Linked DNA regions of Homo sapiens: region 2 is linked to region 1. The links are chromatin contacts, found by Hi-C or POLR2A ChIA-PET in ENCODE. All regions are on one chromosome and are shown on one strand. The core of a region is the stretch at or near the end of the contact, and the rest is flanking DNA. Distances in the headings are between cores, read along the strand shown. Region 1 overlaps GUCY2D (guanylate cyclase 2D, retinal). Region 2 has its middle 3.5 kb from the start of PER1.

The links. Hi-C counts contacts between places; a loop is a spot of excess contacts on that map. ChIA-PET counts read pairs that join two places held with the same protein, here RNA polymerase II (POLR2A). Pooled maps may share reads with other maps.
Region 2: a loop to region 1 is called in a pooled map, with 2.7 times the contacts of the local background. The contact joins two enhancer-like sites. A Hi-C loop is called at or near these places in 1 of 50 pooled maps. POLR2A ChIA-PET finds 5 or more read pairs at or near these places in 5 of 52 experiments (H1, HEK293, MCF 10A and 2 more).

What each region holds. Positions count from the first base shown.
Region 1 is chr17:8,015,566-8,020,755 of GRCh38, forward strand. It overlaps GUCY2D (guanylate cyclase 2D, retinal), which reads left to right. Exons shown (of 20, transcript NM_000180.4): 16 at 178-276; 17 at 362-456; 18 at 640-725; 19 at 878-989; 20 at 4,563-4,777. The coding sequence ends at 965. Among named protein-coding and RNA genes, the nearest start is that of GUCY2D, 16 kb to the left of the region's middle. RefSeq lists a silencer at 1,170-1,350. Within about 2 kb of position 1,251, at least 11 of the 41 ENCODE cell types and tissues checked have a DNase peak (open chromatin) inside an H3K27ac peak, as active enhancers do.
Region 2 is chr17:8,153,274-8,158,463 of GRCh38, forward strand. No RefSeq gene overlaps it. Among named protein-coding and RNA genes, the nearest start is that of PER1, 3.5 kb to the left of the region's middle. RefSeq lists enhancers at 1,004-1,784, 1,036-1,175, 3,763-3,822 and a silencer at 3,003-3,262. Within about 2 kb of position 3,163, at least 32 of the 41 ENCODE cell types and tissues checked have a DNase peak (open chromatin) inside an H3K27ac peak, as active enhancers do.

The sequences.
Region 1 (5,190 bases), core at 1-2,500:
CTGTAGAGGAGGCAACTCATGGAGCGGGGAGTGGGGCTTACCTTGAAGAGGATGCACTTAACAAGGCTTATTTGGGGGGCTGGTGGAGATAATGGGTGCGAAGATCCCCCGAGGCCCTACCTAGGTGCAGCCCAGGGCCGGCCCTGCTAGCCCCGCCGACCCCCAGCATCTCCACAGGTCCATGCGTGGCAGGCGTGGTGGGCCTCACCATGCCGCGGTACTGCCTGTTTGGGGACACGGTCAACACCGCCTCGCGCATGGAGTCCACCGGGCTGCGTGAGTGTGACGGGGACAAGACGGGGAGGTGGGAGGGGGACACGGGAGGTGAGTCCCGAGCTCACGGCGTCCCCCACCGCCACAGCTTACCGCATCCACGTGAACTTGAGCACTGTGGGGATTCTCCGTGCTCTGGACTCGGGCTACCAGGTGGAGCTGCGAGGCCGCACGGAGCTGAAGGTGAGGCAGGGCCCCAACCCCTCCCGGAGGCCCCGCCCTGTCCTGAGGCACCGCCCATCCCGGGCCGCGGCTGCAAACCTCAGCTCACCCTTCTGACCTGGTCTCCCAGTTCCACGCAGACTCGAGATCCCCCACCCCTCACCCCAGTCCGCCTAAGTCCTTCCCTCTCCCATGTCTCCCCAGGGCAAGGGCGCCGAGGACACTTTCTGGCTAGTGGGCAGACGCGGCTTCAACAAGCCCATCCCCAAACCGCCTGACCTGCAACCGGGGTGAGGGGCCGGCCTCCGCGGCAGGGCGAGGGACGAGGGACCCCTGCCTCCTGCTCTGTGTCTGACCCCCCGCGCGCGAGGCAGCGATGACGTGGGCCCTGCCCTCCCACGCCCCATTCCCCTTCCCTGAGGCCACCGCCCCCTCCTTGCAGGTCCAGCAACCACGGCATCAGCCTGCAGGAGATCCCACCCGAGCGGCGACGGAAGCTGGAGAAGGCGCGGCCGGGCCAGTTCTCTTGAGAAGTGAGGCCCGGCCCCGGACAGGTACTGCCCCCTCAGCCCCAACCCCAGCTGCCGCGTCCCCTCTGCTGCCTGCAGAACGTCCCACCCAAGCCAGGTGTCCCGATCCCTTTCTGACTTAGAGAGCCCAGGCTGGTTCCTAAACCCCGGGGCTTCCCCTGGGAGGGAAGCAGCCATTGCAGGAATTTTGGTTCAGTAGATCTGGAGTGGTTTGGAAATCCAGGCTTAGGAAACTCCGTAATCGGGGCCTTCTGTGGCCCCTCCCCTGGCCCTATCTCATCCCCAGTGCATAAACCTGGCTTCCGCAGAAGCCTCACAGGCTGTGCACTGCACAAGAGACAACTCTAGGGGGCAGCAGTCACCAGAGAACAATGTGAAAGCAGAAGCCGTGCCCACTCCCCTCCTGCAAGAAACTGACCCGTGACCCGCTCCTTCCTAGGTGAACCCCCATGACCCCTTTCCTCGACTCCCCTCTGAGATACCCCTCTTTTCTTCAGGATTGTTCTGGAAGGTCCTTTTCCTGAAAGTTGCTGCTATAGGTGACTGGAAGTCTGTCTAATGCTGGTGGACTCTGCCCAGCTCTGCCTCAAAGGATTTTGGGCCTTTTACAAGAGCTGGTTGCAAAACCAGCCATGTGACCTTGGGAAAGTGTCACGCATGCTCTGCTGTGATCCCTTCAGTGGCAAAATGGGGGGTGGCCTAAGTGGTTCCCAAGGCCCCTGTGCACCTGACAGCTGGGTGGCTTGTGGCCCTCACCCCCAGGAGCCCTGAGTCCAGCAGGGGATGTGAGGGTCAGGGATTCTCCGCTTCCCAGTGTCTCTCAGGGACCCAGGAAGGAGGATCTGGGATTGATGCCCGACCCCAGAGGAAGTGGAGTTCTGTTCCACCAGAGCAGGGTTTGTCACATGGCCTGAGGGGGCAAGGGCTCCTGTTTAGCCTCAAGCTTCATTCCTATCTCCATCTCCCACCAGTCAGAAACTGGCTGCTTCTCCTGTGGGTATAATCAGGGAACTTGCCCAAGTGCAGAGAAAAGCTTGCTTCAATGCTTTGAGGAAAGGAAATTGTGCCACACCTTGACTGACCAGAACATCCAAAGAGCGGCATTCTCTGTTTAACTAGGAGCTGCTGAGCAAGCAGTTGGACAGAAAATCCTCTCTGCTTAGAATTTTTTCTTTTTTTTTGAGTCTCACTTTGTCACCCAGGCTGGAGTGCAGTGCAGTGACACAATCTCGACTCATTGCAACCTCCTCCTCTCAGGTTCAAGTGATTCTCCTACCTCAGCCTGCCGAGTAGCTGGGATTACAGGCACCCGCCACCACGCCCGGGTAATTTTTTTGTGTGATTTTAGTAGAGATGGGGTTTCAGCATGTTGCCCAGGGTGGTCTTGAACTGACATCAAGTGATCTGCCCACCTTGGCCTCCCAAAGTGCTGGGATTACAGGTGTGAGACACCGCGCCTGACCTTTGCAGCAATTATCAATGCCCTGTCCTGGCAAGTCCCCAGTTGAAGTTGCCTTTGTGAAACTCTGACCTTCCAGAGCCTGGGCCTTGGCACATTTGACTCTTGGTGTCTGTCACCATTGCTACAGACCCTGGAAGAAGTTTGCAGCAGGCTAGGAAACCACCTAGGCTGCCACCAGAGGTAGTGAGTGTCCAGTCCCTGGAGGTGTGAAGGCAGAACTGGAGACATCATTGACCAGGGATACGACAGTGAGAGGGAATTCCGGAACTGAACCTTCACTACACCAAGTGTGGTTGGTGGGCCAGGGTCGGCACTGCCTGTGAGCTCATTAGAAATGAAGGATCTCAGGGCCCCACCCCAGACCTGCTGAGTCTGGATCTGCATTTTAACAAGTTCCTACAAAATATTGACACGCTCATTAAAGTTTCTGAATCATAGAACTAAATCACCCTAAGATCTTTAAATCTTAGAATCTCTAAGATCTCATAAAGCCAGGCTACAAACTAGCCACCAAATTTCTTTTGTTTGGCCTATAGAGTGTTTTGTTTTGAGCTAACATTTAAAAATCAACAGCTTCCACATTTTAAAAATGTATAGCAGATTTCCCCCTTCTCTTGAAATCAGAAGCCCCACATGGTGCTTGTGTCACCACTTAACCACATTCTGCTGCAGCTAAACAGCAACAGTCCCCTTTATCCAGATGTCGCCACTCCCCACAGACTCCGAGACACCAAGATTTTTTGAACATTCCTTTATATTCCTGCCTGGTGCCTGTAGACATTGAGCTTAGGACTCCTTAGCAGGTATTAGGATTACAGGGGCTCCTGGACGGGACTTTGCCTTCTTTTTTTTTTTTTTAAACTGATTCATGACTTCCACAAGCTTAGTGGTATTCCCCTCCTTCCTAAAGGTGAAGGAAGAATGTATCAAACATCGAGAATCCAGCACTTGTAAGTTCTGGTTACCGAAGGTGATGTTGCTACAGAGAGCAATTTAGTGCAATTTTAAAAACATTTTAAATTGAATTTAAATACGATGAATTAAAGATTAAAAACAAAACAAAACCCGGGCATGCACACACACACATTTTTAAAAGTTATTTACATTCTTGAAGATTTTCCTTAAGATTTTCTCTGTACTTAGGTCCCAGGGATTGAAGCGCAGATTCACATCTCTGGCCTTGGACCTGACTGTGTGGATAGAGCTCTCAGCCTCCTGTCTCTTCCCTCCCGTACCCGACCCTGCAGCCCTTCCCCTTCCTTCCCTCTCTCCCTGCCTGCAAGGGCCTGGAGTAGTTAATGGTGTGTGATTTCGGCTGCCTCAAGGAAGAGTCCAGGATTAGGTGCAGAGGGATTAGCTGGGACAGGCTTAGGCAGGGCTCCTCCCGGAAGCAGAGGCGGATGAGCCAGAGGGCAGACCCAGTTTAAGGTAGAAGTGGAGTGGGCAGGGCTGAGCCAGTTCCTTCCCACCTTCACTCAGCCTCCTTCCCAGGCTGGCCTCAAGCTCAAGTGACCAGATGTGATAGAAGAGCCCTGACCCCTCCCCAGCTAGAAGAACTTGGGGAACCCCCACCCCAGAGTTCACAGATCTAGTGGGAGAAGAGAAGGCAAAAGATGAAGCCTCAGCCTCCTCTCTGTGCCTCAGCCTCTCCTTTCTCTGTTCCTGCCTCCCTTTCTGCTCTATTCTCCTGTCTTTGTGTCCCCACAGTCCCCTTTCTGCCTGGCAGTCTCTGTCTGCCTTTCTCTGCAGTTTCCACCATTTCTCTGGAAATCTTATTTCCTGGACCCAGTCGGTTATCCAGTCTCAGGGCTCTGCTGACTCAAGTCCTCCCCACCCTGTTCCTGTGGCCTGGGCAACTCCCAGCGCATGAGAGCACCGGGGCCTGGCTTGGTCACTGGGCATCCCCCACCTTCAGATGTGTTTACACTACCTCTGCCAGCTGGCCTGCGCCAGGAGCCCACACTTGCGGTTGTCCTTGCCTTGGAGATGGCTCTGTAGCTGGCAGAGCAGTGATGGCCAAAGCAGGGACCTCTCATAGCTGCTGCTTCAATCCCACGGCAGAGACTCTACAGCGTGTCCCGGGGCTCACCTGGCGCCTTTTTTTTTTTTTTTTTTTTTTTTGTGCTTCTCCTTAGGGTCTGGGCCCTGCTCCCTGTCCCATCTGCAGTGGACCCCAGGCACCCCCCTTTGAGGAGGTGGGGTGAACTGCTCCTTGGCAGGGATTTGTGACACTGCATTGCTGGGCTGTGTTCCTCGGGCTCTTCTGGACCTTGCACCGTGGATACCAGGCCATGTGCCATGGTATTTGGGTCCTGGGAGGGTGGGTGAAATAAAGGCATGCTGTCTTCCATGTTGTGGTGTGTGCTGCTTTTAGCCAGGAGAGTAGTCTCGACACCCCCATCTCTGGAACGCTCAGCCCTGCCATTTCCAGGGAGGGTTTCAGATAGGGTTGAACCTTAGAGATGGCCTGAAGAGGGGAAGTGGCCGGGGCCAACAGCTCCCAGGAACTCCTCTGCTCAGAGAACCAGTTGGGGAAGTCTCGGGCCTCTCAGGCTGCTGGAAAAGACCAGGGTCTCTGACGCTTTTAAGGTGGGTGATGTGGCTTCATCCCTTGATTGTATGCAGGAGGGAAGAAGGAAGAGAAGGACAGAGCTTGTCTATGCCATGACTCCATGACCCATGGACCATAACCTACAAACATGGGAGCCAGAGTCCAAGACTGAAGGAACAGGGCCCCCAGATGGGAAAGGTGAGGTCCACTGG
Region 2 (5,190 bases), core at 1,913-4,412, 140 kb after region 1:
CCTAGACAGAGAAATGTGGGGTGGCAAGGGCTTCATATTTCCACTGCTTGGAAAAGAGAAAGCCAAACTCCAGGGGCCCAGACGGAACGTCATCTGTCTCATTCACTGTAGTCTCCAGAGCCCAGGACAGGACCTGACACATGGCAAGTGATCGATAAACATGATTTTTTTTTTTTTAAACAAGGATAGGTTGGGGAGGTGGGAAAAGAGTGTCAACAGGAGAAAGGGGGCTGGGAATTCTGATTCTCTAAAAGAGATGAGTAGTCCTAGAAAGAGAACAGGGGCACGATTTGCAGGCAATAAAATGTTAGTCTGGGCTCAGGAGAGCTGCAGTTACACAGCCCCCTCCATCCAGGACCGTGATGAGTAGTTCCTCGCAGGGCTCCCTGGAAACGTGGGTAGTAGATGAACAGGCCTCCAAGCAGCTGCTGACATAATCATTGTGGGGGCACTCCCCTCACTGTCACGTGGCCTAAGCTTTCCTGAACAATGAGGGAAGGGTGAAGGGGAGGGCTCTGTGGAAAAGCTGAGACAAGATCGTGTTATAAATTAACCCAGAAAAATCGAAACAGGAAAACAAAAGATTCAGGAGCCTGGAGGCCGGGCGCGGTGGCCTGTAATCCCAGCACTTTGGGAGGCCCAGGCAGGCGGATCACCTGAGGTAGCGAGTTCGAGACCAGCCTGACCAACATGGAGAAACCCCGTCTCTATTAAAAAAAAAAAAAAAGATTCAGGAGCTTGGATTCTCAGTCTCCTCTCCCTGAAAATGATCCTCTCCACCCCAACTCATACTGTGGCTTTGGCCTTATCTCGTTTGCAGATACCTCTTCCCTGGAAACATGGTTTTTCTCCCCCTTCAGGGATTTAGGTGTGATCTCCCCTAACCCAGGCAGTCCTTGATCTCCCGCCTCCATCTCCCTGTCTTTTGCATAGACAAAAGGCTCCAGCCCTCCAGCAGCCCCCGCTTGCTCCCAAGACTCTTGTTGTCCTGCTTCACCGTCCCCACAGTAACCAGGCCCTGCTGCCGTCAATGGAGGCGAGGGGGCGGGAGACAGCAGTGACGTCAAAGCGGAAGAAGGGGGCGGGGCGAAGCTGCCTCGGAATGTGGGGCAGGGAGGCTGGAGAGACTGGAGAGGCAGCGGTTTGGGAGGCGGCCAGCCCGAGAGGGCGGCGGCCAGCGCACTTGGGAACATCATGTTCTCTTGGCTGGTGGCCCAGGACATGCACCCAGCCTGGGCGCCTCCCCCAACAAAACGACAGCCGTCCTGTCCCAAAGCCAGGGATTCCTGGAGAGAGGATTAGTAGGAAGGGGGCCCCCTCCCCACACCTCCCCCCACCACGCCTGGCTCTCTTTTCAGGACTCCCATCTGCCCGCTCCTCAGCTTGTTCCTGCAGCTCTGGCTTTTCCTCTCTCCCAAACTGTACACATCTGCTGGCCTGGTACCAAAGACCCAGGGCGGAGAAGTTGGAGGTCCTGTCTCTGGGAGAGAACACGACGCACCTTTGCTACCTTCCAGAAGCCCCTTCAGAGCCTGAATCTCTTATTATGACAGCGGGCGGGGGGAAAGGGAGAGGGGCGCGGACAGGGAGGAGAAGGGGCCTAGGATGAAAAAATCAAACTGGGACAGAGCAAGTGGCCCAGTCTAGGGCCTGGATCCTGGGAGAGGGCTAGAAGGGAGGAATGAGGGAATTTGGACTGCTGCCTGAAGACCAAAAGAGCCAGGAAGAGAGAAATGGGACGCCATCAAAACTTGCAGAAAAACTTGAGAATATGAGACTAGTTCCCAGCCACAGCATTCACATAAATCTCTCACCATAACCCAGGCATTATGCTAAGCACTTTATATTATCTTATTTCATCCCCAGAACAACCCCGTGAGATAGGTATTATTATCCCCATTCCATGGGGGATAACTAAGGCACGGAAGTTACTAAACTTGTCCAGTGCCTCATAACATGGTCTCAAGCTCTTAACAAATGGAGCCCAGGATTCAAAAATCTGAACTCTAATAATGGCTTGTCATTCTGGTTTCTTACCCTTGAGGAACCTGTGAGGTGTTAACCAACCTGTAAGCTGCATTCCAGCACTGGCAAACCTGGCCTCTCAAATATCCAGCCAATTCTAAGTTTGGTGCCAGGAACACAGACTCCATCCAACCCCTTTCTCTGCCTTAGGCCTGATCCGAAGCCACTGTTTGCACTCCCCACACACTTAACATCATAGCCCGTTTTCCCAGGCTCACAAAGTGCTTGAGATCACCCAAGCAGCCACCAGCCCCAATGATTTCCTACGAAGCCCACTTCCTCACTTTTCTACTTTACCTCAGGCCAACTTTACCAGACGCCTGGCCTGGTTGTTTGTACAGACAGATACCAAAACACCCTGTTGGTGCCTCCCCACCTCTAGGGGCTCAGGAAGACGTGCACAGCCAATCTGCCCAAACCCCAACCCTATCCTCTCAGGACTCAATAGTTGCTACCCCACGTCTATTCTCAAGGACGACTCTGAGGCCTAAACCCTTCCGCTTAACATGAGAAAGACGCCCGGAGCCGTAATGTGACTAGCTCTGGGTCTCACAAATTAAAACACCATCCTTTCTCATATCAGCATGCCAACCCTTTGGTACCCTCCGACTTGCCCTACCAGGGCCTCCCTCCGGCCTCCGAACCTCTGCCTCTTTCAAGTGTTTAAGGAGACCACCCAAACACCCTGGGAGCAGGGGCTCCTTCAGTCCCGACCTGAGAGGGAGCTCCCTCAGGTCGCAGAGGGCTTCCGAGCCCTTCCCCCCGGGCAGTCAAGTGTCCAGGGACTCCACGGGGGCGAGGGATCTGATGTCACTAACTCCCACCCCGTCCCTCTAGACCTGAGTTCACGGTCCCTATTCTCCACAACCATCAGAGCTCCCACCGCAGTTATCACGTATTTGCATGATCCCACACACACACACTCTAACACCTTCCTAACCGACCACACCACCCCGGAAAAGTCCACACCGATCGCCCCGCATCTCTCCCCCATCCCCGAGCACTCACCGCTCGGCGCGCACGCACACTCCAAATTTCTTCTAGGACTTCTAGCATTACACTGGCTCCTCCAAACCCGCCCACGGGCCGGGCTGCCACGCCCCCCACGCTTATTGGCTTAGGGGCGCCGACCCATGCCCCGTGCCGCGTGCAGCCGCCGGCCCCCGCACAGCCTCCATTGGCACCTCCGGCCGCCATCGTCTTCTCATTGGTCAGCAGGCCAACGGGGGCGGGAGAGATACACGTGAGAGAGGGGCCGCCCCAACGCGGGGATTGGAAGCCTGACCGGAAGCCACGCCCTCGACACTTCTGAGGTTCTTATTGGCTGGGGAAATAACCCCCGACCTGCCAAGATTGGTGACGTAAATGCCAGTCCCGCTCTCCAAGCTTTCTCATAGGCTGAGAGGTCTTGGAGCTGTAGGGTACACGTGCCGGCGGTCTCACGCGGCAACTTGTTTACCCAGAAGCTGGGGATTTTCCTTGACGACACTCTTAACCACGGCTGCTAAATCTGCGCAGGCGCAGCCGTGAGCGGTGGCAGCGTATAAGGCGCACTTTGTACAGAGACCCGGGCGTGACTAGGGCGCCTCTGGCGCTGGGGTTCCGGCCCTGGGTCCCACCGAGGCTCCCTGAAGCTGGAAGGTGAGAGTATTAGGGTGAAGCGGTCTTCAGATCTCAGCACGGTGTCTTGGTGACGATGAAAATAAGAGAGCCTCTTCCTGATTGTTTTCTGCGGGCCAGGCCAGGCGCTTCTCACAAACTCTGAGGAGGCCAGCTCACATACTCCCCCCGCCTCACAAATGAGACCGAGATGCAGGGGGGTTACGTAATCTGTTCGCCTGTAACACGCTAGTCAGTAACAAGGCGAAAACTTGAACCCAAGTCCCCGACACCATAAAGCAGGCGGGTCCTGGGGCCCATGGGAACTCTTAAACCTGGAAGGAATTTGAGTTGGCAGTGCGAAATCCTGAGCACTGCCTGGCATATAGTAAGACTTCAATCAAGTTGGACATTCTGGTAATGATTGTGTACCTAATTATAAGAATCACGGTGGCTCACGCCTGTAACCCCAGTACTTTGGCAGGCTGAGGTGGGTGGATCACTTGAGGTCACGAGTTTGAGACCAGCCTGGCCAACATGGTAAAACCCTGTCTCTTCTAAAAAAAAAAAAAAAAAAAAAAAAAAACGACGGCCGGGCGCGGTGGCTAACGCCTGTATTCCCAGCACTTTGGGAGGCTGAGGCGGGCTGATCACGAGGTCAGGAGATCAAGACCATCCTGGCTAACACGGTGAAACCCCGTCTCTACTAAAAATACAAAAAATTAGCCGGGCGAGGTGGCGGGCGCCTGTAGTTCCAGCTACTGCAGGAGAATGGCGTGAACCCGGGAGGCGGGACTTGCAGTGAGCCGAGATCGCACCACTGCACTCCAGCCTGGGCGACAGAGCAAGACTCTGTCTCAAAAAAAAAAAAAAAAATCCCTACAAAAATTAGCCGGGCATGGTGGTGGGTACCTGTAATCCCAGCTACTCAGGAGGCTGAGGCACAAGGATTGCTTAAACCCAGGAGGCGGAGGTTGCGTGAGCCGAGATTGCACCAAGGCACTCCAGCCTGGGTGACAGAGTGAGACTGTCTCAAAGCAAAAAAAGGCCGCGCGCGGTGGCGATTCTCCTGCCTCAGCCTCCCAAGTAGCTGGGATTACAGGCGCATGCCACCACGCCTAGTTTTTTGTATTTTTAGTAGAGGTGAGGTTTCACCATGTTGGCAAGGCTGGTCTCGAACTCCTGACCTCAAATGATCTGCCTGCCTCAGCCTCCCAAAGTGATAAGATTACAGGCGTGAGCCACCACACTCTACCTAAAATATACTCTCATTTGTTCAACATCGTGTTAAGTGGATTTTTTTTTTTTGAGACAGTCTCGTTCTGTCACCCAGGCTGGAGCACAGTGGGGTGATCTGGGCTCACTGCAACCTCCACCTCCCAGGTTCAAGCAATTCTCTGCCTCAGCCTCCCGAGTAGCTGGGATTACAGGTGCCCGCCACCATCCCCGGCTAATTTTTTGTGTGTATTTTTAGTAGAGATGTGGTTTCACTGTGTTGGCCAGGCTGGTCTTGAACTCCTGACCTCGTGATCCGCCCACCTCGGCCTCCCAAAGGGCTGGGATTAC